Regions from separate parts of the Homo sapiens genome. Here regions 2, 3 and 4 are each linked to region 1. A link is a contact called in ENCODE Hi-C or POLR2A ChIA-PET data. All regions are on one chromosome and are shown on one strand. The core of a region is the stretch at or near the end of the contact, and the rest is flanking DNA. Distances in the headings are between cores, read along the strand shown.

Region 1 (6,097 bases), core at 1,946-4,445:
TGGGATTACAGGCATGCACCACCACAATGCCCGGCTAATTTTGTATTTTTAGTAGAGACGGGGTTTCTCCATGGTGGTCAGGCTGGTCTCGAACTCCTGACTTCAGGTGATCCACCCATCTTGGCCTCCCAAAGTGCTGGGATTACAGGCATGAGCCACCGCGCCTGGCTGACTTCCTCTTTTATTACTTATCTTCTTGACCCTGCCTTGGCTGTTGGGCTCTAAGAGCATACAAATTCTACCACCTCCAGCTACCAATGCGAGCCAAGTTCTGAGCCTTGAGTGGGAATGTGGCACAACTGGGCACTGGGTAATTAAGTCCTGGGTCCAGGCCAAAGGAGGACCCAGCCTTATATGGAGTTCATAGGACAGAGGCACATGACTTTCTTAGGAGGCAGCCAAAGGCCTCTGGACTGATCAGGGCATCGGTGGCAGAGGAGCAGGGTGACAGGCCGCCTTTGGCTGGGCTTTATCTGGGCTGATGCTGAAGCTGTAGAGGCCCTGGAGCACACCATTCACCACCACGTTGGGCAGCGACTCTGTGGGATAGAATTAAACAGGTCTGGCCTCAGACCTGCAGCTCCTTGAGCTCCTGCTCATGGGCTCAGCCCCCACTTGGGAGTAGGAGCCCCTGCCAAGGCAGCAGACAGCAGCTGTCCACCCCAAATGAAGCCTCCGCATTCCCAGGTCACATTCTTTTCACATCAGCTTGGTAAAGAAGTCAGGCTGCTGAAGAAATGGAGACCAGGGAAGCCAAACTTGTTTTCCTTGTGTCTACAAAGCAGGCTCCAGGGGACAGGAGCAGGAGGTAGTGGCTCCAGAGGTGGGCAGCAGGAAGGAGATGCTGTCTGAGGGTCCCAGGAGCCGAGAAATGCAAAGCCCACAACCCAGCCCTGTAGCCCCATATCTAGGCACCTCCTCACCTGGGGAGGGGTTGCAAACATAGGGATCCACATGGAAGCTCAGGACAGGCCGCTGGTGCTGCTGGGAGCTGGGAGGAAACAGGGTCATGAACCATGGGTGCGGGAGGCAGGGCAGAATCCCACAGAGGGGTGGAGACGGGGTTGCCATCACCAGGGACCCATGAAGGAAAAGGTGAGTGGGAAATGGGCTCAGGAGGCACCAAAGGGAAAACAGACTTCAGGGCCCAGGCCAGACAGGCCCAGGCAGCAGGCCTGCCTCCTAGCATATGGCCACTAGGGGGCAGCAGGGGCCAAGCGCGGGCTAGGGCTTTGACTTGCCTGCTGTCGCCAGGCAGGAACTCCCTCAGGGTGCTGAAGAGAAGAGAAACACTGTAAGCTGCCTGGGGATGCCGGGGGAGCGTGAGGAAGGGGTGGAGACACCAGAGCCCAGAACTGCACCTCCCAGGGGACCACTGCTTCTATTTGTAACAAGCCCCAGTTCCGGAGGTGGCGGGGGTAACCAAGTCTGTCCAAAAAAAAGCCCCTCCACCCAGGTCAAGAGAGCTGGTGAGGGCGGTCATGCTGGATCCTGGCAGATGTGAAAAGAAAGGGCTTGCCCTCCAACACCTTTCCTCACCTGCTCACTGCTGACAGCCCCTGGCCCCCGCCATCGGCCCCCCTTACCCCCAGTTGCTAGCCTTGGGGTCTGTGGGGAAGTGCCGAAGTCTCAGGAATTCCAGTAACTCCTTGGGCACCTCCTGGTTCAGGTACAGGATGCCCTGGAGAGGACAGAGGAGACCTGCAATCAGACCCAGCTACTAATTTGCATAGCGCAGTGCCAGTGAAAATGCAGGGCTCTTTGTTCCAAAAAAAGAATTTCACGACAATGACAGCAGAGCGTTGAACCAGGCTCAGGGCCCTTCTGGGCGCTGGGCGCTGTGTGCACAGGTTGTACCCCATGACGCGGCATAGCTTTGCTGTTGGGGGAAGGACCCTCACCCTACATGCCATCAGGAGGGCAGCACAGGACCTCACCATGGAGGGGACAGGACCTGGGTTTCATGGAGCTGGGACTACCTGTGTCCGTTACCTCTTTCAGTCCTTTCAACAAGCCAGAGGGGGGTGTTTGGACCTATATTAGACTCAGAAAATTGATGCTTGAGGTGGTGAATAACATCCCCAAGTTGTGGGTTCCCTCCCTGCCATGCCCCCACACCTCTCTGTCTGGGCCACACCCCTGGCACAGAAGGCCGGGGGGCAACCAACTGTGCTCTCGCATACCTGGATGTAAGCCTCCAAGCCCTGCCGGCGCTGTTCCAACCCTCTGGTCCTCCAGTTGGGCAGGCGTTTCGAGGGGAAGTCGGGCACTTTGTACAGCTTCTTGATCTACTGGAGGTTTACCGCGTGCGATCACAGCATCCCGACTGAGCCCTCAAGCCCTCTTCGCCCCAGCCAGAAGCCCTCCCGCGCCCCCGCCTTCGGGCTCTACTGGGACAGACCCTGGTGAGTGGTGGACCGGCCGAGGGCGAGGAAGGCCCCAACCCACCCACAGAGGCCCGGGGGCTGACCGGCTGCGCAGGGACTGAGGCAGTAATGGGGGTGGCGGAGGCTGGGGCTCGCCCGCCCGCCTCACAGGGCCTGGGCGGGGGCTGGACAGAGGCTGGGCCGGGGCCGGTGGGAGGTCGGCGCCGCCTCACCCGCTTGTGCAGCGCGTGGAACTCGCTGTAGCGCCTTGGCACCGTGTGTCTGCGCCCGCTGCACAGCACCTCCACTCGGAACACCTGGCGGCGCGGGCGGGCAGCGGGTCTGCGCGTGAGGCCCCGCGGGAGGACGCCGCAGCACCTGCGCCTGGCGACGTGCCCACCCTCCCGCTCTCAAAGGCACAAAGCGGCCTTGCGGCGCCGCGGCTGCCCGGGGACTCTCCGCTCCCGCACACCTGGGAGAACCGGCTGGCGGACCTGCCCCTCGGAGCCCTGGGGTCCCTCAAGAGCTCGAACCATGGTCCGCGAGGCTGGCAAATCCAAGCGGCCCCCAAACCCTCGACAAGGTTTCCCCCGACGGTCCAGCCCGCAGCGCTCGTTCACCCAGGCCCGGGCCCCGGGTCCCCACTGAGCGCAGCGCGGGGAAATCCTGCGGGTCCCGGCGCCCCTCCCCATCCAGGGGCCGCGCTCACCATGTGGCTTTTCTCCGGGCTCTGCCTGGGCCCCTCGGCCTCGGGCCCCACCGACGGGATGTGAACTTCCAGCATCCGCGCCCCGGCCCCAGCTGCTCCGCGCGCTCGGCTCGGAGCCCTAACTCTCCCGGAGCGGACTGAGGACCCCGGGGCGGCCGGCTCCGCCCCCTCGGTCCGCAGGCCCCACCCCAGGCCCCGCCCCCAGGCGACCCCGCCCCGGGCGTTCCCTTGCGCCGCGGGTCCTGAGCCTAGAAGATTAGGCGGGACCTGGACGCCGCCCCCGAAGTCTAGTGCGCCCACAGCGCGGGGCAGTGGAGTCAACCGTTTGTCAAACATTGACGGAGCACTCACTGATGCCAGGAACTGGCGAGCGAAAATGTCACCCAACCTGAGTTAAGCGCCTACCAAGGACGGCCTGTGGCTCCAGGCGCGGACGGAGGCGGGGCCCGGGCCTCAGCGCCGGTCCTGGGGCCAACCAGGGACCTGTCTTGGGTTCCTCAGTCCCTTCCCGAGCCTTTCCCTCCTTTCAGCCTGGTCCCTGAAATTGTGATCTGGATTCCCCGGCTGAGGCCACACCTGAGCAAGGCTTGGACCCAGTCCAGCTTTGATGCCCCTTTCCCCAGCATCCACAGGCCCCCCCATTCATTCATTGTTTTCATCCATCCATTCACTCATATCTTCCAACCCTAAGGGGCTCCAGGCTGTTTGTGGGGAAGAGGCAGTTTAGGGACCTAGACTCCGATTTGGACGTCAGACTGCCTGGATTTCAGGAGCTCCGTAGACCTTTGCTCATCTGCAAAATAGGGATAACGTGGCTCCTTCAGGCAAGTGTATAAAGTGAGATGATTTGGCCGGGCGCGGTGGCTCACGCCTGTAATCCCAGCACTTTGGGAGGCCGAGGTAGGCGGATCACCTGAGGTCAGGAGTTCGAGACCAGCCTGACCAACATGGTGAAACCCCGTACCTACTAAAAATACAAAAATCAACCAGGTGTGGTGGCACATGCCTGTAATCCCAGCTACTCAGGAGGCTGAGGCGGGAGAATCACTTGAACCTGAGAGGCGGAGGTTGCAGTGAGCCGAGATCAAACCATTGCACTCCAGACTGGGCAACAGCAAGACTCTGTCTTAAAAAAAAAAAAAAGTGAGATGATTCATGTTAGGCCCTTAACAGAAGCATTGAGCAGCAGCTTGACTGTGGGCTTCTCCTGGATGACTAGGATAAGTGGGCACAGGGCAGTGGATGGGAAGAGAGACTTTGGGGGGTGGCACCGGGTTGCTCTTGTCCACCCCTCCGGGCAGGTTCTTCCTGGATATGTGGCAGGATTTTGATCCAGAACTCTCTCAGGCCATGTGCTGGAAAGGACCTCTGCTCCCACCTCTCAGCCCTGCACCCTTCAGCTGTCGGAGAGCTGCTATCAGCAGCACCATGGCAGGTCCTCTACTCCACTGACTTCCCCCACAAAGGCCCCGTGACATGCAGAGAGGCGAGGCCCTGCCTTCCAAAGCTCATACGTAGTGGGAGGTCTTGGGGTGGGCAGGAGGAAGCAGAGTGCCTGTCTTCGGGGCTGGGGTTGAGGGGACTCACCCCTCCCCTGCTTCTGCAGAGACGCCTCTGAGCTGGAGCAAAAAACCTCCATCCCCAGCCCTGCCCCCAGAGAAGGGCTGAGATGACGACCCCAAAATGGGGCAAACAGGTCTCACCAATATCATGTCCCACATTCTCTTTTTCCAAATTGCATCACACAAGGACCACAGAATCAGGAAGCTGAAACTTCCCAGATTCTAGTGGGGTCCCCTAGAAGAAAAGCAGCCCAGAGTGAGGAGAAGTGCTGTGCTTTCATTTCCTCCCTACGGCCCCATCATTCAGGGACCCAGCTTTCCCTGGCCTACAGGGCCTCCCCAACTCCCACTGTCCAGGGAGGCCTCTCCTGGGATCCTCAGACTTCTTGGTCCTCATCCTAATGACTGTCTGCCCCTCTGTCTGTGAGTCTCCATTTTTTCCTGCCTTCATCCCCAATAGAACGTCCATTCTCTACCCTGCAGCACAAACTGTTATCAAGGCATGTGCTTAAAACCTTCCAATGTTTCCCACTGCACTTAGAATAAAACCCACTCTCTCTATGCAATCCACAAAGCTGTAAACAACCCAGCCCAGCCTCCATCTTCCACCTCATTTCCTCTCCTCTCCCCATCATGCACTAGGCTCTTCCAACCTGACAAGCTCTTTCCTGCCTCAGGGCCTTTGCATTAGGCTGTTTGCTCCACCTGGGGGCACCCTTCCTTGACTCTTCAAGGATTGAGCTCATCCTCCAATTCTTAGCCTAAAACTCAACTCAAAAAGGTTTTTTTTTGTTTGTTTGTTTTTGTTTTTGTTTTTTTTTTTGAGACAGGGCCTCACTCCAGTCACCCAGGCTGGAGTGCAGTGACGCAACCACAGGGCTCACTGCAGCTTAGGTGATTTTCCCACCTCAGCCTCCTGAGTAACTGGGACTACAGGTGCGCACCACCACACCCAGCTAATTTTTGTATTTTTTGTAGAGACGGAGTTTGGCCATGTTGGCCAGGCTGGTCTCGAACTCCTGGGCTAAAGCTATGCACCCACCTTGACCTCCCAAAGTGCTGGGATAACAGGCGTGAGCCACCTCACCCAGCTGAGGCTTCCTTCTTGACCACCCTATCATATGACCTTTTCTATGCACATATTACAGTCTGCAATTATTGTTTGGTTACTGTGTGTCTCAAAAACATTTGGGTTGAAAGACTATATGGATAATATTTGTGATTGAAAGACTATATGAATGAATGGGCAGTGGGGGTATGCTGAGAAAAAACTAGGGAGGGGAAGGAGCAGCGTCTGCTGAAGGGTTAGAGGCTGCCTGCATGGTGGGACAACAAGAATCTTCTTCCTACCTCCAGAATTAAACACACTTCTCCTCTCTTCTCTCTTGGCAGATCATTGTCTACTTTTTCCATTTACTTAATTTTCAGGTGTTCCAGGAAGCCTCAGATCAGTGGATTTT
Region 2 (6,097 bases), core at 2,302-4,801, 960 kb after region 1:
CTCCTGGGCTCACGTTATCCTCCTGCCTCAGCCTCCCAAGTAGCTAGTACTAAAGGTGTGCACCACTCCACCTGGCTAATTTTTTAATTTACTTTTTGTAGAGATGGGGTCTTGCTATGTTGCCCAGACTGGTGTCAAACTCCTGGCCTCAAGTGATCTTCCTGCCTCAGCCTCCCAAGTAGCTAGGAATACAGGCATACACCGTTTGGTGAATTTTTGTATTTTTGTAGAGACAGAGTCTCGCTATGTTTCCCAGGCTGGTCTTGAACTCCTGGCTTCAAGTGATCCTCCCACCTCAGTCTCCCAAAGTGCTGGGGTTACAAGCTTGAGCCACCACACCCAGCCAATAGCAAGACCTTAGAGAAGTGAGAAGAAGAAAGTATCTCTGAGACAACTGTATCTGGAATCAAAATGACTGTCTCCTTCCCTTCGTGATGACAGAACCCCTATCAAAACAGTGTCGAAAGATGGCAGATTACCATTTTTAAAACTACTAAAACTTTGACAAAGCAAAATTAAGACTTAAAATGTATCTTCATGGGAAGAAACAGACACCCATACATATCTACCAAAACACATACACACAAACCCCAGGCGTTGAGAAATACATCTTTTCCGTATGACACAGAGCTTATCAAGTGCTGTCAGCAATGCTATGGCAGACTTCATCAAAACCCAGTCAGAAAAGCACAGGAACTTACACACTTAGGTACTTCATGACTAGGGAGGAGATGGGCTGTCACCTCAGTAACTTCAGATCACCTGGGAATGAGGTGAGGGGCATGGAGGGAGTGGCTGCTAGAGATGTCAACACTCAAAATCTATACTTGTAATCAGTGAAGAGTCTGTGGAACCAGAATGGTGCTAACATTCACCTTATTTTCCCAGCTTAATTTTGACTGCAGAGCATTAGGTTTCTATATAATTCTGCAGTTTGAAGGCAGTGTGTATATAAATTCTGCAGTTTGAAGGCAGTGTGCTACCACTTCCTGTTGGAGCTCTGGGGCTAAATAAGAGGTATGGGATTTCCCCTCCTCCACGTCAACTGAAGACACAGCTCACACCTCTTTTTACCACATCCACCTCACAGAAAATATAAAGACCAAGATGTCACATGAGATTCACCTCCTTTTCATGTTCACTTCCTATTCTAATCTGTTTCAGGACACTGGTTTTCATGCCTTCATAGCTGTCACCCTCCAAAGAACCTCATTTCCATCATTTTTTGAAATCCACTGATAGACTTGAACCCTTCAAAATGAAAAGTAATTTTTAAAAGCTACTATTTTAAAAGGAACCAGATACCCTTACAGGAAACATGGGACAAAAATTAAGGGAAAAAGAGAAAACGAATAAAACTATTACAAACAAGCAAGTCGTCCAAGAAGCTTAACAAAAACAGCATCAGCGAGATTCACTTACTTTCAAGGCAGGAGATACTTCTGGGAGGCTCAAATACAGAATGGACAAAAGGACACCCACTCAACTTGTTAGAAATTATCCTTTACCATCTGTACTGCAGTATGCATTCAACAATGAAAAATTGTTATTTGAGGCTTTGAAATTAATACAAATGTCAAAAATTAACACCCTTTAGTTGCTGTACCAGCAGCTACCACCAAATCTTAGGAATATACTTGAGAGATGACATTTAAAATCTGCTTTTTCAGAAAAGAAAAAGTCCCACTCAAGACTGACTGCCAAGAACTTGCAATTCAAACTTCCCTAAGCCCAGACATCATAACACCCAGGAGATTTTAGACCATTCAATCTATATGAAAGAATCCAGAATGAGCAAACAAACCATAGCCTTTACTAATACTTAAAGAGTGTTCTATACCAAATACTCTTTTTTTAAAAAAAGATAAATTATCCTTAAAAATACACAAATATTTAAACACACGTATTACCAAAGCACTAGCTCTCTATTATTTCCCAACCCAGAAATTCATGGTGAAATATGCTGTAAGAACCATACGAAAGATGACTAAATAAGCCACTATTAGAGGCCAGAAACATCACCAACACAACCAAAAGCTGAGGTATTCTTAAGGTACTTAATTAACCTGCAACTATTTAACAGGAGAAATGATGTTAAGGTGGTCACTTCTAAAACAGCTTAAAACCAGCTTTGACTTGGTCTTCAGTTTATGATAAGTTAAGAGATCTTATTACCTGAACACAGTGTCTTCCAGTACAAAAGTAGAAAGGACAGCTCCCAGCCAGGATCAGAAAAACTCTTGATTCAATTGGAAGTAACTGAGAGGTATATCACATGTTGTGATTCACTTAACAATAATTAGAACCAAAGCAAAATATACAGGGAGGCAGGTAGAATGTAAGTTCATTTCCTTGGCTGAGAAGCTGTTAAACATTCAAACCGAAGGATTTAAAATACTGAGAAGTCTTGCTTCTCAGGAGATGGTAGTAAAGAGGTGAACCATATTTTCCTGACCACATCATTTCCAAAAGTCACCAATTCCCTTAACATCCATTAACACTCACAGAACAAATTAACGCTCTATAGACATTATTCCATCATTAGTCACATTTTGCTTTCTCCTGCACTTGATCCAAAGGAAGTGAAGAGAAAATGGTAATCAGTTACTATAGCAAGTCTTGCGCCCCACTACTTTCCATTTCCTCTCTTTTCCATCTCCTCTGTCTTCTCTGCTCAACCTCCCTTTACTATGATGTTGCTTCCTCTTTTCCTTTCTGTCTCACACCCAGATCCCTTTACTTTCTCCATCAAGTATCCTCATTCTGCCCTCTGATCCCTTGAACTCTTCTTCCACCTACAATTTTCTTCTGTCCCCTCCTACGACATCTCAGTCCAGACCTCCTGTGGCCAGCCGTCCCCTTCTTCCTCACCTCCTGACCGCTCATTCCCCTGAATTCCCTTCCAGTTGCCTGGTTCTCACCTCTCTGTCCCTTGTGTCCTCTGTCCCTTTACTTCACATCCCTCTCATTGCCCCCATCCCTCATTTCCCCCTTCACATTTCCTTCCTCTCCTGTCTTTTAATCATTGGCACGTCCACTATCCCCTTCTCTCTACATGAGATTTCCTGAGTCTTCCCCCCAACACATTTTGTCCCTCAAAGACCCCTCCCTGTCAGTCTCCGAACCCTCTCGTTCCCCCAATACCCCTAGTCCTTGTTCCTCTGTTCCCCTTCCCGTTCCTTTGCCCCCAAGTTCCCCCTTCGCCCTTAGCCTCACGTTCCCGCTCGCCTCTCTCCCTCACGCCCTCGCCCCTCTCCCTCACGCCCTCGCCCCTCTCAGTGCCCCCGCCACCTTGCAGTCCCCGGGGTCTCCTCTCCCGGGCTCCCAAGCGCCCCCCGCCCTTTCCCCGTCCCCTAGTACCCGCCCCCCAATTCTCTACCCGGTCCCGGGCCGCGGCCCCTCCCTCACCGATGGTGGAGATGAAGGTGGTGTTGAAGGCGTCCTCTGAGAAGCGGAACAGGAGGCAGGTCTTGCCTACCCCCGAGTCGCCGATCAGCAGGAGCTTGAAGAGATAATCGTACGTCTTCGCCATCTTCTCGCTCCGGCCCTCTGACCGGGGAGCCAGAGGAGGCGGTGGAGAGAGGCGGGGAGGGGGCCGCGGGCGAGGGGGCGTGCCCGCCAATCCGCCGCTGCTCGCCCCGCCCCACGCCCCGCCCCTCCTCTCGGAGAAGGCCTGCGCGCCCCGCCCCGTGCGGCCAATCGGCGAGGGCTTCGTCATCACCGCCCGCGCCCCGGGACTTCATGGGACTTGTAGTTCCTCCGGGGAGCCTCGGGCGTGCCCCGCGAGGACTGTCCAGGCGGCTCCAGCGGATAAAAGACCTGCTATGGGCGGGGTGACAGGGTGGAGGCGTTTCCACCCGAGCTGGGAAGGGAGGCCCCGTTTCGTACTCTGCTGGTCGAGCCGCGGGAACTTAACTTTGTTATTTCTTTGTGTGCAGACGCCTTCCAAATCCAGGACCTCAGAATCAGAGCCCCGTAGTTCCCGCATCTCTTCCGCCGAGACCTGGAGCAGAGATGCTTTCTTTCCTTGGCGCTGCTGTGGCGCAGCCTACGGGTTATCTGCAGAGGGCATTATCCAGCTTCTCCCCGAGGCCATGCCCAGCACCACTATAACCCCCTCCCGCAGCCCCTCAGTCACAGAGCTGAGAAAGAATGGTTACCATGCTAACTCGAACCTCACTCGTGCCCCCTTCTTCACGCCACACAGACCAGAGCCAAATACAATGAGTATTTAGAGAATCTGCTACGCTGATCGCTCCCCTCTCCTCGCAGGAGGATGGATTTTTAAATCTGGGAAGTCTTGTGCTACAGGTCTGTGCCCCATGAAACTGCAAGCATCCTGTGAGGCGGGCCACGGGAATTTAGAGAGTAAGATTTGAATTTAGTCTTGGCTCTGCTGCAAAACCGCTGTGACAAGTCACACAGGCACTGGACATTTCAGTTTTCTCATCTGTAAAATGGATATGAAACAAGATACTTCATAGGGTTCCAGTGAAACTTAAATACTAAATGTGAAAGTTCTTTGAAACCCATAAGGCACTGTTAGCAGTGATGGTAATATTCATTACTCTTCAGTAGGCTCTCACTTAATTGATGACGAATATAGGGAGGAAACAGCATTCTGTTATACTCAAGTTAATCCTTTATTATTTATTGTCTTAGGCTAATTCTCTGTTTTGTGGATGTATTGTTCAGTCCCCTTTCATTTGCTAGTGGCAGAAACCCAACCGGATTAGCTGTTGTGAAAGGGGTGTTGACTGGTTCAGGTAATGTGGAAGCAAAAGGCTAAGAAGGTGTGGGACTAGGAGTCCACCCTGCCAGGGCTCTGTGTCTCTCATCTGTTGTTCTCCCTTCGAAGTTTTAATTTCTAATATGTCAAATACCGACAGGTAAAACCCACATGAAAAAAAGCTTCTTGGAGTCTTCAATAAGTTTTAAGAGGATGAAGGGGTCTTGAAACCAAAGTATTTGAGAACCACTGGTCCAGACATTTACCTTAGCTATAAGGAAACACCTTCTGGAAGGCTAGAGGTTATTAAGGGAACCAGTGGACTCCACCATTAGTGGAATAAGAAAAGGGGGGGGGGGAAAAACCGTGGACAGTTAGTTGAACAAACCAGCAGGCTTTTCTAAGGACACATACTGTGTGCCTTGTGACTTTAGGAACAGTGCCACTGATAATCCATTCTCAGTTGCATTGTGGCAGAAGACTTAGTTGGCCCTAGAATTGGCCTTCATTTTCTATGCGGGTAAAAGATGAAATGTGTCATCATTAACTGATTGATCATACAGTAGCCAGAGGGCTGCTGCTGCTGCTGCTGCTGCTTACGGAATGTCTCATTCCTAGAGTCCACTAGATAGGAACAAAGCTCTAATGAGTTCAAAGTCACAGTGTCTGCCCCTAATGAAGAAGGATTCTGCCCTCTGGCACAGGCTGAGCCCTCTTGCCCAAGCCAGTCCTTGAGCAAGCCTCTGAACGTGGCTTCAGCCATGATCTGAACAGTGTGGATTGTTCTATATCTTCCTCCTCATTCCTGGAAAAGAAGGGGAAAAAATTCCGCAAAGACCAGTGGAATTTATTTCTTTTTAAAAATGTATATTTATGGCCAGGCGCGGTGGCTCACGCCTGTAATCCCAGCACTTTGGGAGGCCCAGGCGGGCAGATCACGAGGTCAGGAGATCGAGACCATCCTGGCTAACACGGTGAAACCCCGTCTCTACTAAAAGTACAAAAAATTAGCCGGGCATGGTGGCGGGCGCCTGTAGTCCCAGCTACTCGGGAGGCTGAGGCAGGAGAATGGCATGAACCCGGGAGGCGGAGCTTGCAGTGAGCCGAGATTGCACCACTGCACTCCAGCCAGGGTGACAGAGCAAGACTCTGTCTCAAAAGAAAAAAAAAAACCGCATATTTATTAAAATGATGTTTAGTCCCACTGTCTGTATGCAACTATTATCACTCTCTTTCTATATGAATAAAAATGTAGTGATACGGTAAAGAACTTAAGTTCAAAAGAGAAACTAGCATTAGGAATTTTAAAGTCCCTAAATTTTCTTAGGGGAATTTTGTTAATTGATGGGAATTTTAAAAAATAATAAT
Region 3 (6,097 bases), core at 976-3,475, 740 kb before region 1:
TCTCCTTCTGACACTGTGGTGTTCCTTACACATTGGAGGCCCTCATAAATGCTTTCTGAATAAGTCTGCCTGCAATATGCTTAACGCAGTGCCTGACCCAGAGAACATGCTCAGTAAAAGTCAACTATTTAAATCATCCCCATTTACAGATGAAGAAACTGAGACTCAGAAATGTAACTTGTCCAAGGCCTCAGGGCTGGGAAATGGTGGAGCCAGGTTCCCCTGTGCCCTGATCCATCAGTCCACCTCCCCTGCATGCTCCCCATTCTTCTCTGCCTCTGTGAAGCCAGCACAGATATGTCAGCCTCAGAGGGATGAATGGAGAAGCCAGAAACTCACACTCTGAGAACCCCTGAGGAGACAGGAGGTTCCTATCATCATGGGAGATACAAAGATGAATTAAAGTTTCAGCCGCTCAAAGGGCTGCCAGTCTGGAACTGGGAGCCACGGCGCCCGGAACAGAGTCTATCCCTACACAGAGGACCCAGCAAGCCTCAAGGGAGGGGCACCATCTGGGTTCCCAGTACACAATTGGCTCGTTGAATCACAAAGTTCACAAGAAATAGTGGCCACACAATCTGAATTTTAAAAGACAAGTCCAAGTTGCAAACATTTTCTCCTATTGTTATAATAGAGTATGAAGTGCCCCAAAGAATCCATTATTGTGGCACCTAAATGACCTCTCACAGCCAGGTGGATCACAAAAATCTATGTTATACCACACGTCCTAAGCTTGACTTGGGGAAAGAGGATCCCCATTATGCTAGACACACAGATGCCGGCTGCCCCCAGCCTCAGCCTCATGGGTGTATGCAGGTCCACACAGACTAATACCAGACAAGACAAAGGGTCACCCACTCTTGGGCTATTAGATGACATGGTGACTTGAGTTAGTGCCCCCTCCCCTTTCCAGCAGTGATCCTAACACCAGTGCTGGGCACTGTAAGGTCTGGAGGGGCCTTTGGTATCCCCAGAGAAAACAGACTGCCTTTGCATGCTTCTTGTCAGCATGAGAGGCAAGCCCTGGTCTAAGTGACACCGAGGTTGCAGCCAGGGTGTCTCTGACAGGGCTGCTGTCCTCAGATGTGAAGGCTTTGCTCCTCAGCCTCTTGCTACAGACCTCCCTCTCACATTAACTCCTGCCAGGACTTTTGGTTTCGGTTTCTGACAGCAGAAATAAGTTCTACCCTTTCCCTCTGTTGTCCTCCACACTTCCCCTCCTCCTACCCTACTTCCTTCACCCTTCTTCCTCCCACCCTAGTAGGAAATCCCCCCCCTGCCCCCACCCCCAGTCCCAGTCTGAGAGGGACAAAGAAGAAGAGAGGAATAGAGAAGGGACTGAGAAAGGGAGTTGCCAGAGACCTCGCTGCATCTTCGGGGCTTGGTGATCACTCACAAATCTGCAAATTGTGCCCTGTACAACTCAAGAGGACACCAGTCCTCTCAAGTCACCAAAATTTGCATATTTATTAGCACACTTTTCAGACAGATGGCAGTAAAGTGTCTTGAGAAGGAACAGTCTGAAGCTCTGGAGTGGGGTTAAAGGGCTGAATGCCTTTCGGCTCTCATCTCCTAGAAGCCCCAAGGCACCCCCAGTCCTTGAGCTGTAACCCACTTATCCCTCTTTGCTCAACTTCCCAGCTGGGCTAGAACCCCAGTGAGACTCTGGCTCAAAAGAGGCTCGCCAATCTAGGTCCATTTGTGGGGCCCCAAGCAAGTCTCTTCCTCACTAGGCCTCAGTTTCCCCATCTGTAATATGTAAAGAGAACAAAAGGATCTCTAAGCGGCCATCTATATTTAACAGCTGAGTCTGTGCAGAGGGTGCCTGGAGGCAGATGATTACAGTTGGGTTGCAGCCTCAGGGTCCCTATTTCTCTGAAGGAAGGAGGTTGTTGGTTGTTCCGTTGACTGAGAGCAGGGGTCAGAGAGGATTCTTTTGTTGAAGAATATCAAGAGGGGCTGTGTGACCTGGGGCGGCTCCTCTAACCTCTCTAAACCTGTTACCTCCCCTATGAAATAAAGGTGGTAATATTCACCTTGCAGGTGGCTGTGACGACTGAAGGGAGTACTGCATGCAAAAGTGCTGGCGTGGAGGAGGCGGCAGAAGAGGGCGGCGGCGGGGCACGGCAGCCACTGCCTGAGCTCAGGCTCCAGGGCAGGAAACCCACCTGACAGGCCACTCCTTCAGCTCGCCTCCCCCAGTGGGCTCCCTCCCCTCTCTCTGCAGGGCCACACCTCTGGGAGGATGCTCAGGGCTTGCACAGCGCTGAAGGAACCCCAAGGAGCCTACACCCCTTAGCCTGTCATGCCAGGCCCTCCCCTACCTACGCCCCGCGGCCACTCCCCACCCAGCCCCCCCGACCTGCTCGACACCCCCAAACAAGCCATGCACACCTCCCTGCCTTTGCCCAGGCTGCATCCTTTCCGGGTCACATGCCCTTCCCTCTCCCCCTCCTCAAGACAGCTAAATCCTGCTCATTGTTTAGGGCCCAGCTCAAATGTCACCTTCTGAGAGAAACCTTTCCCTGCCCTTCCAGTAAAGAAAATACTCATTCTTCCTGTTGCCTCCCTCAGCCCCGCATTCAGTCCCGTCAGGAGTGCAGCTGGGCTCCAGTCCGCCACATCCCCTCGCGGAGCCCCCAGTGCCTTATCTAGAAAATGGAGGTAAATCGTCCCTACTTGGGGGGCAGGACGAGTTCAATAAAATGGGACACGTCGGGCGTCTAAACATAGCGTGGGGCCCACAGTAGAGCCCGGCGAGTCCAACCAGTCAGCCTCGCACTGAGAGGGAAGCGCGCGCCAGGCCCCGTTTCCAGCCTCCTGTAAGTCCTCCCGGAAGACCAGTTCACAGCTCATTGGAAGATCAACCAGGATTGACAGGTTCCCAGCCCAATGGCTGGCCGAGCCCGAGAATGGCTCGGGAGCAGGTGGTCGGCCCCTTCCCCTCTCTGGGGCCTCTACCTGCGGAAGGCAGGGCGGGGGGCCTGGTTTCCACAAGCTGCCTGTGTCAGCCTGTGGGGCCGGCCGCCCCACTGATGACTCAGGTCTCCTCCCCACCCTTCCCCTTCAGGAAGAGGCCCTGTCATAATCGCAGTTGTACTACATAAAAATAGCTTCGTTTCACAGTGACATGAGCACAGCCCTTTCCACTGAGGGAAGAGGAAGGCAGTTTCCCCCTACGCGTTCCCCGGGTCCCTCTTCAAAAGCGGATCCTCGGGTGGGGGCTTCACACTTCTCAGCAATAGCTTCATCAGCGGCTTCCTCCCCGGCTTCGGCGCTGAAGGCTTTTTTTACCGCTTTGCGACCAGCTTCTCACCTTTTCTTATTTGGCCCTCACGTCAGAGACGGCAGGCAGCTGAGGTTGCTGTTCCCATTGTGCAGGTGTGGAAACCCAGGCCAGAAGAGGGGAGGTGACTGGCCTGAGGTCACACAGCAAGCTCGCGAGAGCCGAGTTGGGGGCCCTGACTCCTTCACCGAGTTCCTTACGCGCCTGCATAGGCCTCCTCCTAGGAAAGTACTGTGGCCACAGCCAGGGCACCAAGAAAAAGGAGAGGCGAGGAAGGCTGGACGGAACACAGATGTGAGGGGCAAGACATTCATGCAACAAACATTTGTCTGGCCGGGTGAGGTGGCTAACGGCTGTAATCCCAGGACTTTGGGAGACCAAGGCGGGCAGATCACCTGAGGTCAGGAGTTTGAGACCAGCCTGGCGAATATGGTGAAACCCCATCTGTACTAAAAATACAAAACAAATTAGCCAGGCGTCATGGCGCACGCCTGTAATCCCAGCTACTCGGGATTGGAACCCAATGACAAATTGGTGGTTTCCCTGTCAGTCAGGCCTGTTAGACTGAGAGCAGCCCCTCCAGGCCCAAGACTGATGAGTCTCAGCCATGAGGCCCAGCCTGGGGTGTGGGGGCCTTTGCTGCCCATTGAATCCCTGCAGTGCAGCCACTGAGGAAACCCTGCCTGGTCTTGTGGTCTCTGCTCTTCCCCCTCAAATCCACCCTCTACTATCAAAATGTAAGGCAGGTCAGAGGGCACAAGCTGGAAGCCTATAAATGGGTATCTTGTGGCACTAGAAAGAAAGGCACGCTGTGTTCCCAGCTGGGTGCCTGAATGCGTAGGAGTATGGGCAAGTGACTGTGTGTGTGCACATGGTTGTGTACAAACTTGGGGTGTGTGTGTCTTAGTCGGTTTTCTGTTATTTGTAACAGAGTACCTGAAACTGGGTAATTTATAAAGAAAAGGAATTCTTTCTTGCAGTGCTGGAGAATGAGAAGTCCAAGGTTGAAGGGCTGCACCTTGTGAGGTCCTTCTTGGTGGTGGGGACTCTGCGGAGTCCTGAGGCCCTGAAGGGCATCACATGGTGATGGGGTTGAGCATGTTAGCTCAGATCTCTCTTCCTCTTATTATAAAGCCAACAGTCCAATTCCCGTGATAACCCATTAATCCATGAACCCATTAATCCATTAATCCATGAATGAATTAATCTATTCATGAGGGCAGAGTCCTCATGGCCCAATCACCTCTTGAAGATCCCACTTTTCACTACTGCCACATTGGGGAATAAGTTTCAACATGAGTTTCAGAGGGGACAGATATTTAAACCTTAACTGTATGTCTGTGTTTGTGTGTGTGTTTGTGTGTGTGTGTGTGTGTGTGTGTGTGTGTGTGTGTGTAGCTGCTGTGGTTGTCAACTCAAAGTGAAAAAGCCCTCACTTCCTGTTAAGAATCAATTACAGCAGTTTTTATAGAAGCTCTAGCTCTCCCTGTGGGGATCACAGGAGCCTGGGAGGAGAGGTGGGAAGGCAGAGCAGGAAGAATGTCTTCCCTGAGCAGTGCTGGGAGCAAGATCAGGACTGCACATCCAAGACTCCAAGTTCATGTCCCACTGTGCTGTCAAGTCACTGCATGACATAAACAAGTCACTATACCTCTCTGGTTCCCTTTCTGTAAAAGCAGGAGGGAAGGTGAGACCAAATGATCCCTAACCCTTTCTCCTTTTTGGAGACTCAGATTAGTATCCAGAGTGCACTCTCCAGAGGGAGACACCAGGCATGTCGTCCACTCCACATTGGTCTAGCCCTTCCTAGACCACTGTGGAAACACCTAGACCCTTTCCTGAGGTTGTCTGGGGGAGGGGACAGGGAAGGAGTTTCCAGTAGGGAAGGGCTTAGTGGCAGCCAGCCTCCCACTCTCATCAGCAACTTCTTCTCCTCCACCATCCCACACTGCCCTGCTCCCTCCCAGTTCCCACATCCTTGACCAGAGGAGAAACACAAATTAGTTGCTCAGTAGGAAAAGGCAGGAGCCCCTGCCCCTTCTACCCATCCCATCTGCAATGGGAGAGGGGAAGTGGGGAAGAGGGCTGGGTTCACAGTCAAAACTGGCCTCCTCATTTTACAGATGAGCAAACCCACACCTAGAGAGAGGCATTGAGTACCCACTCAAGGGCATACAGCAAGACAGTGGGAGTGCCAGGATTGAACCCAGCGTCCTATAAGCCTTTCCATATCATCAGGCTGCCCCTCTGAGGAGGGTCTCTAACTAATTCCCACATCCACTGAGAACAGAACACAAGAGCAGGAACTGACTTTGCAGCAAGGGGACTTAGGCTGGACACCAGGAGGCACTTCCCCCTGGGCTTGGTCAACTCCAGGACAGGTAGCAAAGGAGTGCTCACCTCCTCCCAGCATGCCTTTAGAGTAAGATACCCTGAAATGCAATAGCTCCCTGTGGTTAGGAAGAAAGCTAGAGAGACCAGGCTTCCAGGCAAAGTTACTCTGCTGGGATGGAGGGAGGATCCAGGAGAAGGAAGAAAGCTACTATGGCCAAGGCCATCCTCAGTACTCACTCCCATTTCCCACCACAGCTGTGAGAGGATCCCATTTTACAGAAAAGAAAACTGAAGCCCAGAGAGGTAAATTACTTTCCCAAGGTAACACGGCTAGAAAGTAGTGAGACCTGTATGGTATAACCCCCAAAATCTTTGTTCTCTCCACTGAGTGGTTTCCCAAAATGTGGACCCCAAGATGAATTTAAAACCTAGAGCCAGACTATGGTGGCCCATGCCTATAGTCCCAGCTACTTGGGA
Region 4 (6,097 bases), core at 1,813-4,312, 720 kb before region 1:
TGCGGGGGCTGCAGCTGTATCACCTCATGGGTCCAGAAATCAAAGTCAAGGGGTAAGATGGCAGAGCAGTAAGAGGGAAGGAGGCTGGGTCCCAGATGACCATGGAGTGCCATGATAGAGATGGCCTCTACCACCAGACTTAATTCATGCAAGATAAATGAATTTGTGTCACTGCTGTCTTGGCCTAACTCCCCCGGAGCTGAGGTTTAGCCTCTGATGAACTCTTCTGACACCATGGCCTCTTGTCAGTCACAGTCAAATCTAATCTTAAGTAACATACAAGATATAACTCAGCAGTGCTTGTGGCTTTAATTATCCACTGTCTGGATGCCCGTTGACTGTCAATTTTTTGCCTCAGCTCAATTCTAGTAGTTCACCAGACCCCTCCACATGGCCACCATCCTCTCCCCATCCCGCCCTCCCCAGGGGCTTCCTATCTCAAAAAGGTACTCCCACTTCCTTAGAACTCTGTGAGTCATCTCTGAATTCCCTCTCTCCCATTCCATCTCTCCCACATTCACAATGCCCCAAAGTCCCCAGTTCTCCTCCACTCTACCCCTAATGCCACTGTTGCAGTTCAGGCCCTCACCACTCCTCCCCTGGTTCACTGTCACTACCTCCTAACTACCCTCCCTGCCTCCAGTCTCCACCCCACACCCCCACCTGCCGCCCCCCACCTCCTGAAACGACCCCCTCCCCAGACTCCCTTGGTCTCTAGGGCAAAGTCCAACCTTTCTGGGTGACCAGCATCCCCGCTCCCCTCTCCCACCTCACCTCCCAGTCCCCCACCTCTTACTTATAGCCAATAGGAGACTACACAAAGAGCTGACCATGGCTCCAGTAACCCGGTAACCCACTGTGACTCTGTTCCCTCTGTCTCCAATGTCCTTCCCTGCCACCTCTGTTCTGTAAACTCTAACTCCTCCTTTGAGGCCCAGGCAAAGAAACCTCCTCCTCAGGTTTCGACTGATTCCCTCAGCAAACACAGCCCATTGATGTCTGCTCTCTGCTGCCACAGAATTTGCCTGTGGGTCTAACACAGAGCTTGTCCCATTGCATTTATGAGTTGGAGTGCCTGTCTCCCTGACTGGCAGTGAGCAACCTGAGGAAAGATCCCATTTTATTGTACTTGGAATCCACGGCTCCTAATGTAATGTTGGCATGGAGTAGGTGCCCAATACACCATATGATTATCCATTTACTAAGTCCTTGCTATGTGGTGGGCCCTGAGCAAATGCTTTATCTAAATTATCTTATTTCATCCTCAAAATCGCCTTGCCAGGAGTGATTGTCTCCCCCTAAGAGATGAGACTACAATTCCAAGAGGCTGAGCAGCCACTGCAGGTGCCACAGCTTATGCACAGCAGTGTCAGAGACAGATTCTCCATCTGCCACACCCATCTCTCCCTTGGGATCTTGCCTCCCCTGCTGCCAACTCCAGACATGGTCTTCAGGGAAACACTGACCCCCAGAACTAACCAGATCTGGGTGTAGAAAAAGCTCTTTATCCTGTTATTCGGTTAACTTGGGATTTCTTAAAAAGGAAGTTTTAATGGGAAACCAAGAGAAAGCCACACACACACACACACACACACACACACACACACACACACACACACATTTTAACAAAACAAATGGGCAATACCAGGTCCCCTCTGAGCTTTTGTTTTTTTTTTTTGAGATGGCAGTGGCACGATCTCAGCTGACTGCAACCTCCGCCTCCCAGGTTTAAGCGATCCTCCCACTTCGGCCTGCATCACCATGCCCTGCTAATTTTTTTTTGTAGAGACAGGATTTTGCCATGTTGCTCAGGCTGGTCTCAAGCCTTGAAGATTGGCCTCAAGACATCTGCCCACCTCAGCCTCCCAAAGTGCTGGAATTACACATATGAGCCACCACCTCCCCTGGCCGCTCTGAGCTGTTATTTCCTCCTCTCTAAAACCAGCAGGTGAGACTAGACGTCTCAAAGATCCTTATCAGCCCCAATATCCTGTGATTCCATGGATGGAATAGTTTCTCAGACTGGACGGTGGGCTGACGAATTGTGTTGGGGAGGGCAGTCCCCTAGGGACACAGGCTTCATGGGGAGGAAGGCCAAAAGCAGACCAGCCCCACACACCCTGCTCTTTAAGACTCCACTTTAGAGGTCCAAAGGGAGAAAGGGGCCGGGCACGGTGGCTGACGCCTATAATCCCAGCACTCTGGGAGGCCGAGGCAGGTGGATCACCTGAGGTCCGGAATTCGAAACCAACGTGGCCAACACGGTGAAACCCCGTCTCTACTAAAAATACAAAATTAGCTGGTCGTGGTGGTGGGTGCCTGTAGTCCCAGCTACTCGGGAGGCTGAGGCAGGAGAATTGCTTGAACCCAGGAGGAGGAGGAGGTTGCAGTGAGCCAAGATCGTGCCACTGCACTCCAGCCTGGCTCCAGCCTGGGCCACAGAGCAAGACCGGGTCTCAAATAAATAAATAAATAAATAAAAAGGGAGGCCAGGCGTGGTGGCTCACACCTGTAATCCCAGCACTTTGGGAGACCAAGGCAGGCAGATCACGAGGTCAGGAGATCTAGACCATCCTGGGGCGGGCGCCCGTAGTCCCAGCTACTCGGGAGGCTGAGGCAGAAGAATGGCATGAACTCGGGAGGCGGAGCTTGCAGTGAGCCGAGATTGTGCCACTGCACTCCAGCCTGGGTGACAGAGCGAGACTCCATCTCAAAAAAAAACAAAAAACAAAAGAGAGAAAGGGATGGCTGGCCTAATAGCCTTCTGGACCCTCTGATAATCCTCCCCAGGGTGAGTGTGAGTTTGAAGCCAGATAGGCCTACGGCTTGGAGTCCAGATCTGCAAGCTGCCTGCTGGATGTTGAAGGGTCCTGTCTCCTCCCTAGGCCTCAATGTAGGCATCTTCCCTTCTGTGGGCCACCCCCTCTGGTCCCAAGCCCTGCCTGGCCCCTCCTCCCATAAAATTATGACAACAGAGAGTGGAGGCTTGTGGGCAAGTTCCTGAGGAGGCTCAAACTCAGCTGTAACCCTTGGAGCCACCGTCATTTCCCCTCTCCCGCCTCCCCAGCTAGGAGGCTGAGAAGTTTCATCACAGCTGAGCTGTTGTCCTTATAAGGGAAAGTCCTCCGAAGCCTCTCCTTTGGGCCATAGCCAGCTGGTGGAGAACCTGCCCAGGCCTTGGGGTATCCTCCCAGTGCCAGGAAAGGTGGGGGTGCCCCAAGGACTCTGGGGTGAGCCTCCATCTGAAATCACAGACCCTCCAGACAAATAGCAGAAAGCAGTCAGTTGTGGCCCCAGGCCAAAACCCCAGGAGGGTCAAATCCCAGGTCCTGACACTAACTTTGGTCCCCTACCTAAGTTGCTTAAGCCTCAGTTTCTTAACCTGTAAAATGGAGTGAAATTACATCTTCCTTGTGAGGCCACTGTGGTGACTGTGAGAGGTTAACAGGCCTGGCAAACAGTAGGTGCTCTGTGAGGCCAGGCTGCTGGAGTTTATTAAGCATTTTCTTTTCTTTTTTTTTTTTTTTTTTTTGAGACATAGTCTCACTCTGTTGCCTCCTGAGTAGCTGAGACTACAGGCGCCTGCCACCACTCCTGGCTAATTTTGTATTTTTAGTAGAGACGGAGTTTTCCCGTGTTGGCCAGGCTGGTCTCGAACTCCTGACCTCAGGTGATCCACCCACCTCAGCCTCCCAAAGTGCTGGGATTATAGGTGTGAGCCACTGCACCTGGCTACCCCTGGGGTTTGAATCCAGGTGTGTCTGCCTCCAAACCTGAAGTCATGTTTTCTCTACTTACATCCTGCTGTTTCCTCTAAGAATTTTGTTAAATTATGTCAACAGGGAGGAATTTCCATCATCACCTCTCCACCATCCATGTTCCATCACAGAGCCTCCTTGGTCACAGAAACCTCTGTGGAGTGAGTTTGTCTTTTCTGACACCCCTTTTGTCTGGGACATGAGGGTAGGGGTGGGGAGGCAGGAAGACAAGACAGGGAGAAGGGAACAAAACACAGTGACTCCCGAGACAGGATGCCGCCAGGGCCTAGGCAGGGGTAGAGGAAGGGGCAATCTGGTTGCCCCTCCCCCTGTCCTGGGTCCTGTCTGATGATAGCCACCTTGTGATTTGTGAAACCCTCTACTGGGCTGGACACGGTGGCTCACGCATGTAATCCCAAGCACTTTGGTAGGCCAAGGCGGGCAGATCACTCATGGTCAGAAGTTCGAGACCAGCCTGGCCAACATGGTGAAACTCCATCTCTACTAAAAATACAAAAATTAGCCAGGCGTGGTAGCGCACGCCTGTAGTCCCAGCTCTCAGGAGGCTGAGGCAGGAGAATTGCTTGAACCCAGGAGGCGGAGGTTGCCATGAGCTGAGATCACACCACTGCACTCCAGCCTGGATGACAGACCGAGACTCCGTCTTAATTAAAAAATATGTACATATCCTAGCCGGGCTCCATGGCTCACGCCTATAATCCCAGCACTTTGGGATGCCAGTGTGGGTGGATCACCTGAGATCAGTAGTTCGAGACCAACCTGGCCAACATAGTGAAACCCCGTCTCTACAAAAAATACAAAAATCAGCCAGGTGTGATGGCAGGCAACTGTAATCCCAGCTACTCGGGAGGCTGAGGCGGAAGAATCGCTTGAACCCAGGAGGCGGAGGTTGCAGTGAGCCAAGATCACACCACTGCACTCCAGCCTGGGCGACAGAGACTCAGTCTCAAAAAAAAAGGCCAGGTGCGGTGGCTCACGCCTGTAATCCCAGCACTTTGGGAGGCTGAGGCGGGCGGATCATGAGGACAGGAAACCGAGACCATCCTGGCTAACATGGTGAAACTCCGTCTCTACTAAAAAAAAAAATTATATATATATATATATATATATTAGCTGGGTGTGGTGGCGCGCGCCTGTAGTCCCAGCTACTTGGGAGGCTGAGGCAGGAGAATGGCATGAACCCAGGAGGCGGAGGTTGCAGTGAGCCAAGATAGCGCCACTGCACTCCAGCCTGGGCGACAGAGCCAGACTCCATCTCAAAAAAAAAAAAAAAAAAATCCTGCACTGTAACAACCCACAGGACTTCAAGTCACAGAGATATGGCAGCCTGTGTTCAAAAGGAGGGCTACCCTTCTCTGCACAGGCCTCCAGCCCCAAGACCAGAGGGAAACGCACTTCTTCTTCTTTTTTTTTTTCTTGAGATGGAGTCTTGCTCTGTCGCCAGGCTGGAGTGCAGTGGCGTAATCTCGGCTCACTGCAACCTCCGCCTTCTGATTTCAAGCGATTCTCCTACCTCAGCCTCCCCAGTAGCTGGGACTACAGGCACATGCCACCATGCCCAGCTAATTTTTGTATTTTTAGTAGAGATGGGGTTTCACCGTGTTGGCCAGGATGGTCTCGATCTCTTGACCTTGTGCTCTGCCCACCTTGACCTCCCAAAGTGCTGGGATTACAGGCGTGAGCCACCGCGCCTGGCCAGAAATGTGCTTCTTACCACATCCTTCCCCATGGCTGGCCAACACCATCCCAGCAGCCACTCTCTTCAAAGTGGCCTTACAGAGGGGACTCTGCCATCAAAAAGACTCCTCTATGATGAAGGGGCCTGGGAAGATGGAGTGATTCACCTGAGGTCCCTCAGCTTCTGCGGGCCACTCACTCGGTATAGCTGTCACGCGCCAGGGCAGTGGCAGGGGAATTCAGGAGCGACATGAGGGTCATTGCCACAATTGATAGGCCCCGGTTCAGGTGTTTCCTGTTGTGTTGGCCCCGGGGTCTGTCCATGGTTCTCACAGAGGAGGAGGAAGGGAGCTGGGCTTTGGTGAGCACAGTCGTGCTTTCCCACATGGGGGATGGCGGGTGGGGAGAGGGTGTGGCTGTAATCCCCTTTTGTGGGTGAGGAAACTGAGGTCTCCTGAAACTGAGACACACCCAAGGTCCTTGGGTGAGATTTGGACCTTGGCAGCCTGGTTTGGAGCTGTCCACTGGCCTAAGGGCTTCCCAACAGTGTTCAGGGAAGCCCTGGAATTCTGCTGCATTTTGTTTGTGTCAGGAGGTCAGGAGCCAAAGATAGGACCCAGGCTCACCCTTAACAAGGACCA

The links. Hi-C counts contacts between places; a loop is a spot of excess contacts on that map. ChIA-PET counts read pairs that join two places held with the same protein, here RNA polymerase II (POLR2A). Pooled maps may share reads with other maps.
Region 2: a pooled map shows a loop between it and region 1 (4-fold over the local background). The contact joins the promoter of RAB8B here to the promoter of SNX22 in region 1. A Hi-C loop is called at or near these places in 1 of 37 single-sample maps with no recorded cell type and 9 of 50 pooled maps. POLR2A ChIA-PET finds 5 or more read pairs at or near these places in 1 of 52 experiments (B cell).
Region 3: a pooled map shows a loop between it and region 1 (8-fold over the local background). The contact joins the enhancer-like site here to the promoter of SNX22 in region 1. A Hi-C loop is called at or near these places in 6 of 168 maps with a recorded cell type or tissue (CD4-positive, alpha-beta T cell, CD4-positive, alpha-beta memory T cell, CD8-positive, alpha-beta T cell and 3 more), 17 of 37 single-sample maps with no recorded cell type and 17 of 50 pooled maps. POLR2A ChIA-PET finds 5 or more read pairs at or near these places in 5 of 52 experiments (CD4-positive, alpha-beta T cell, CD4-positive, alpha-beta memory T cell, CD8-positive, alpha-beta T cell and 2 more).
Region 4: a loop to region 1 is called in a pooled map, with 2.5 times the contacts of the local background. The contact joins the enhancer-like site here to the promoter of SNX22 in region 1. A Hi-C loop is called at or near these places in 1 of 168 maps with a recorded cell type or tissue (natural killer cell) and 1 of 50 pooled maps. POLR2A ChIA-PET finds 5 or more read pairs at or near these places in 1 of 52 experiments (activated B cell).

Annotation. Positions count from the first base shown.
Region 1 is chr15:64,148,829-64,154,925 of GRCh38, reverse strand. It overlaps SNX22 (sorting nexin 22), which reads right to left and starts at 3,195. Exons shown (of 7, transcript NM_024798.3): 1 at 3,076-3,195; 2 at 2,600-2,683; 3 at 2,184-2,288; 4 at 1,587-1,681; 5 at 1,242-1,274; 6 at 924-991; 7 at 1-539. The coding sequence starts at 3,150. The coding sequence ends at 418. RefSeq lists enhancers at 480-639, 650-769, 515-1,246, 1,270-1,499, 4,427-4,536 and silencers at 2,490-2,869, 3,070-3,509.
Region 2 is chr15:63,187,060-63,193,156 of GRCh38, reverse strand. RAB8B (RAB8B, member RAS oncogene family) reads right to left here and starts at 3,551. Exons shown (of 8, transcript NM_016530.3): 1 at 3,409-3,551. The coding sequence starts at 3,532. LOC101928972 (a long non-coding RNA gene) reads left to right here and starts at 3,726. Exons shown (of 4, transcript XR_932355.4): 1 at 3,726-4,311. RefSeq lists enhancers at 731-890, 3,977-4,126 and a silencer at 3,467-3,796.
Region 3 is chr15:64,890,944-64,897,040 of GRCh38, reverse strand. No RefSeq gene overlaps it. Among named protein-coding and RNA genes, the nearest start is that of ANKDD1A, 18 kb to the left of the region's middle. RefSeq lists enhancers at 1,645-2,243, 3,038-3,347, 3,498-3,607 and silencers at 2,358-2,407, 2,448-2,497. Within about 2 kb of position 2,225, at least 37 of the 41 ENCODE cell types and tissues checked have a DNase peak (open chromatin) inside an H3K27ac peak, as active enhancers do; they include CD4-positive, alpha-beta T cell, CD8-positive, alpha-beta T cell, GM12878 and 1 more, where a contact is called at or near this core.
Region 4 is chr15:64,870,181-64,876,277 of GRCh38, reverse strand. No RefSeq gene overlaps it. Among named protein-coding and RNA genes, the nearest start is that of PLEKHO2, 31 kb to the right of the region's middle. RefSeq lists enhancers at 3,123-3,172, 3,193-3,282. Within about 2 kb of position 3,062, at least 23 of the 41 ENCODE cell types and tissues checked have a DNase peak (open chromatin) inside an H3K27ac peak, as active enhancers do; they include natural killer cell, where a contact is called at or near this core.